Regions from separate parts of the Homo sapiens genome. Here region 1 is linked to region 2. A link is a contact called in ENCODE Hi-C data. All regions are on one chromosome and are shown on one strand. The core of a region is the stretch at or near the end of the contact, and the rest is flanking DNA. Distances in the headings are between cores, read along the strand shown.

Region 1 (2,700 bases), core at 170-2,669, 1.1 Mb before region 2:
TGGCCTTGGCTTTAGGAGGGACGGAAGCTTCCTTCTTCATCTTTGGCACCATCTTGTGAAAAGCTCTCTTCTAGTTTCTGATGTCTCCAGGCATCCCTTGGCTTGTAGCTGCACAACTCCAATCTCTGCCTCCATCTTCACATGGTCCTCCCCTATGTCTGCTTCTGCTCTTCTTTTTATAAGCACATTTGTCATTGGATTTGGGGCCCACCTAGTTAATCCAGGATGGTTTAATCTTGAGATTCTTCACTTAATTTACACCAACAAAGACTCTTTTTCCAAATAAGATCACATTCACACTCACACGTATCTGAAGTTGGAACTTGGACATGTTTTTCATGGCCACGATGCAACCCATTACAATGTCTAACTACCAATATTAAGATTCTATTCATTCAACACACATTTTTAAAATATCTATTATGTTCCAGGCACCAAATGGTGAGGATGCAAATATCAGCATGATGTGGCCACTGTCCTTCCTTAGCCAGATGACAACTTATCAAAGGTTTTTATCCTAATCCTTCTGTAATAAAATATATTTTAAATTCACATAAAAGGATATCTTATCTACTCTGAATCCCTTCGTATTAATTTTTCCATAAATTCTAAAGAACACTCTTCATTGTTACTTTTTCAATTGTCCTATTATTCATTTTTCAGATGTTATTAGCTCGAGGTCATTTCTTTCAAAAAATTTCATGATGTGAAACCATTTTAATTAGTTTCAACATATTTTCTTTCACCACAAGTCAAAGTACAGGAGCAGTAAACTTAGCAAGAACCCATTCATCCCTGTACCATTTTGTCATTAAGGTAACATCAATATCCCTCCGGCTGAGGTTAGCCATATCTTATCATGGCCTGGTTTCTTTGGAAAGCAGAGCCTGAGAACATATAGGTAGTTTATTTGGGAAATAATTCCAGGAAGCAGGAGTGTCAGATGGGGGCGGTTTGGAGGGGAACAGGGGATCAGGGAATCAAGAGGGAGAAACTAAACAGGAATACATTGCCAATTGAGCCCTCACAATGCAGTAACTGGTTTTTGCCCCCGTAAGACTTTCTGATTTTTTTTTTTTTTTGAGATGGAGTCTCACTCTGTTTCCCAGGCTGGAGTACAGTCACTGCAACCTCCGCCTCCCCAGTTCAAGCAATTCTCTTGCCTCAGCCTCCCGAGTAGCTGGGACGACTGGTGTGTGCCAGCTAATTTTTGCGTTTTTAGTAGAGATGGGGTTTCACCATGTTGATCAGGCTGGTCTCGAACTCCTGACCTCGTGATCCAACAGCCTCAGCCTCCCAAAGTGCTGGGATTACAGGCGTGAGCCACTTCGCCTGGCCTACTCCCTTACTTTCTTAGTAAACTTGCTTTCACTTTACTCTGTCATCTCACTTTTGATTTCCTTCCTGCATGAAGGCAAGAACCCATGTGACCTCCCAGGCTGCACCCCCTTGAGGTTCACCCTGTGAAAGAATGACTCACAGGACTCAGGAAAACACTGTACTTACAATTACTCTTTTCCCATAAAGGATACAAATGAATAGTCAGATGAAAAAACATATGATGGCAAGATCTGGAAGGGTCTTGAGCACAGGAGCTTCTGTCCCCATGGAGCCAGGGTCTGCCACCCTCCTGGTACATCAATGTGTGCACCAACTGGGAAGCAGTTCACACCTCATCATTCAGAGCTTTTATTGAAGTTTTATTATGTAGGCATGATTGAATCAGTCATTAGCCACATTAGCCTCAGTTTCTGGCCTCCCCTCCTCAGCAGGCAGGGACTGGGGCTGAAGGTTCCAACCCTCTCACCACATGGTTGATTTTCCTAGCTGCCACCCCCCATCCTGAAGCTCTCTAGGGGCTCTGCCAAAAGTTACCTTATTAGCATATACTTGGATATAGCAAAAGTGGCTCATTATGAATAACAAAAGACACTCCTGTCATTAAGGAAATTCCAAGAGTTTCTGAAACTCTGTGGCAGGAAACAGGGGCAAAGACCAAATACTTTTTTTTTTTTTTTGAGACGGAGTTTCAAAACTTGTCACCCAGGCTGGAGTGCAATGGCGTGATATTGGCTCACTGCAACCTCCGCCTCCCGGGTTCAAGTGATTCTCCTACCTCAGCCTCCCAAGTAGCCTAAATACATGTTTTGATTATTCACAGTACAACACATAGGGAGTGCTCACTGAACACTGACGATTGTTATTCTCGAGGTGTGGAAGCTGTGTCATAGACCACAATCATCACAACCACCCCTGGAACAAACACCTCTGCTGTGTTAACTTTTGAATTAAAAAAGTAAATCTTAATTTAAAAAAAAGAATTTTCAGGCCAGGCACAGTGGCTCATGCCTGTAATCCCAGTACTTTGGGAGGCCTAGGCGGGCAGATCACCTGAGGTCAGGAGTTTGAGACCAGCCTGGTCAACATGGTGAAATCCCGTCTCTACTAAAAATACAAAAAATTAGCTGGGTGTGGTGGTGCGTGCCTGTAATCCCTGCTACTTTGGGGGCTAAGATAGGAGAATCACTTGAACCGGGAGATAGAGGTTGCAGTGAGCCGAGATCGCGCCACTGTACTCTAGCCTGGGTGACAGAGTGAGACTCCGTCTCAAGAAAAACAAAATTCAGAGCAGAAGATTTGGAAATGTTACAGATCACAAGCTCTTTGGTTTCCCATGTAATAAAAATTAATACGGGGCCA
Region 2 (2,805 bases), core at 36-2,535:
ATTGTTGGCCCCAGTGACACAGTTTACCAATCTTCAGTTATAGCAATGCTGTTCCCTATGCATATGTACCTTAATCTTACAGATCATTTGTTTCAGGCATTTTTTACTTGATTAGTTTCCAATACATTGTTTAGATTTCTTTAGATTCGGAGAGAAGGCCCAAAACATAAAACAATTTATAATTAGAAGTCTGAAGCTATAAAAGTCACCTAACATTTGTGCATACTATTTTCAAAGATGTGGAATTGTGTTACATACTTAAAACAGCATCCTTCTAAGTGTATTACAATGATCTGCTTTACTCAAAGTCTACTGATCTCTCAAAGACTCCTTGATCTCTCAATATGTTTTATTTTATATAATTCAAAGAGAAAACAAAGGAGGATCCCTTGGTTACGTATCTTCTGGAAATATTGGGTTACAGCTAATCATCTTTCTGTATTGTCTGACTTCTCCAAATCTTTAATATTCCACAGTGGGCTGTGAATGCACAAGTGTGAAACATAGTATGCAATATTTCCCTAACCTATTTGCACAGAGAATTATTTGTTATTGGGGCTTTCCTCCCCACACCAGACTTTAGAAAATACAGACCTAGAATTTAACCAGTAGATCAAATGAAACTTTAGTTTTATGTTTAAAACAAAGTTGAAAAACACGCTTCTCTAATCACATGAGTGTTTTTCTCTTTGGATTGAGACTCCTCTGCCCAAATTTGTATATAGCTTAGTGTGTATAACAGGGGAGGGGAGGGATTTCAACTACTCCTTGGAGCTGTCAAGTACTGAATCCCACTGATTAGCAAGGAGTTTCTCTCAACGTCTGAACAGCTTCTTGCCCTGGAGTAATATGTCGCTGAGTCATAGGGAAACATTGCTTGGTAATAATTGATGTACAGCTAAATCTTCTAAGCACTTTTTAACTATACAAATGCTTCTTGCCCCCACGAACAATGAACAAGAGAAGAGGCTTCCTTTTAACTTTAAATTAACTAGCATTTCAAAGAGTTCCAGAACATCTTTCAAACTCACTTCTCTGAGGACATCTAAATAGGACCAGTGACTCCCTGAAGGCACCTTCTACCCCAGAGCTCTGTTTCCTTTAGATACTGAAGTACAATAAAGTTGCTTTATAGTCATAGAGGAAATAAACAGGCTGCTGTTCTCAAAGAATGCGAAGCCCTTACCTGTGCCTTGAAGATAGGAACGTTTATGAGTCCCAGGGGACAGGGACAGCCCCCGGATGTGAGTAGTTTCCAGAGAAACAAGTTGATCTGAAGTTTTTCCTGGAGAGTTGGAAAATCTGCCACATGTCATCCAGCGCTTATTTCTTTGGTGGGTTTTACACTTGGGTGTCATTCAGCAGTTTTATGAGAGCAAGACAATGGATAGAGAAGCCATAAAAAAAATTCTTCTAGTTCTTTAAGGTATGAGTCATCTTTACCATTGAAACCTTTGGTCACAGCCTGAATAGAAGAGGCAACATGCACTGCTTTTTTTTTTTTTTTTTTTTTTTTTGGTAGGGGTGGAGGGAGAAGAGTTTTCAAATGTGTTGCTTCCATTCAGGAGGGAAAGATTATTTAGGGATCTATTGATTTTTCATATGTGGTTTGATTGCATTTTCCCTCACTTGAGTTTCTGGATGTGCTCATAGATTGAACCTCAGTTATGTGGGAACTTTCAGTGTCAGTTTCTAAGAGTAAGAGGCACGGCAGCATTAATTTGACCTTCTCCATGATAAGGGATCCATTTTAGAAACAGTAATAATAGCTCACACTTGTTGAACACTTATTTGTTGTCAGGACCTGATATAAATGTTTCATATGTCTTTACTTATTTAATGTGCATAGCAGCTACAATGCAGTAGTTGTGGTAGATTGTGCAAAAGTGGCTGCAATTCTCCAACCTTCCCTGTATCTGCATCCCTTTGCAATGTAACTGCAACTCCTTGCATCAAGAGATGAAGTCAATATCCTCACCTTCTAAATCTGGGCTAACTCCCTCGTGGCTCTGTGATTAGAGGTGCTGGCTGACCTTGGGTGGCCCCAGATGGATGGCTCCTCTGGCTTCCTCCACATGGTCTCTTATCCTTCAGCTAACTAGCCCAGGCTTGCTCACCTGGCTGATGGACAGGGTCTAAGAGAAGAAAGACAAGGGCAAGGCCTTTTTGAGGTCTAGGTTCGGAAATGCCACAACAATACTTCTCCTACATGCTGTCAGACAAAGAAAGTCATAGTGGCCAACCCAGATTTGAGGGGTAAACAATAATCTACCTATTGATGGGAGTTGCCACAAAGTCACACTACAAAGGGCCTGAATACAGGAAGAGCCATTTTCCCCCATGGGTTTCAAATGACCATGAGAATCCACATTGCCATCATCTAGAACAGTAAAAAGTGAACTAATGATTAATACATTCAAACATCAGCTCTTCATTAAGTTGCTTCTGAAGTGGATACTGCACAATCTTGTAAATGATTATTCATGGTCTTTTCACATAAGTCACCCAATAGTTTGACATTGTCTTTCAATTTTCTCCTTTATATCATTAGTTCCTTTACTTTTAAGGCAGACTTGGACAAAATTCATTGTTTATTATATAATAAGTATAGTGAGTATACCACTCCAAAGAGGACTGGACAAAGCAAGAAGACAAAAACCTGATGCAGTGCTTTTCAACAAGAAGGTACATATTAGAATTACCTGGGGAATGTTCTCAAACTTCTTTCCCTACCTCCATTCTGAGGCATATGTTTATTTCCAGGGCAAGGAAGATGAAGACAAGCACTTGTGTTCAAACAAGCCC

What was found. Hi-C counts contacts between places; a loop is a spot of excess contacts on that map. Pooled maps may share reads with other maps.
Region 1: a pooled map shows a loop between it and region 2 (6-fold over the local background). The contact joins two enhancer-like sites. A Hi-C loop is called at or near these places in 2 of 37 single-sample maps with no recorded cell type and 3 of 50 pooled maps.

Annotation. Positions count from the first base shown.
Region 1 is chr20:10,349,577-10,352,276 of GRCh38, forward strand. It overlaps the pseudogene RPL23AP6. Among named protein-coding and RNA genes, the nearest start is that of MKKS, 83 kb to the right of the region's middle. RefSeq lists an enhancer at 1,290-1,519. Within about 2 kb of position 1,420, at least 6 of the 41 ENCODE cell types and tissues checked have a DNase peak (open chromatin) inside an H3K27ac peak, as active enhancers do.
Region 2 is chr20:11,454,291-11,457,095 of GRCh38, forward strand. No RefSeq gene overlaps it. Among named protein-coding and RNA genes, the nearest start is that of LINC00687, 420 kb to the right of the region's middle. Within about 2 kb of position 1,286, at least 8 of the 41 ENCODE cell types and tissues checked have a DNase peak (open chromatin) inside an H3K27ac peak, as active enhancers do.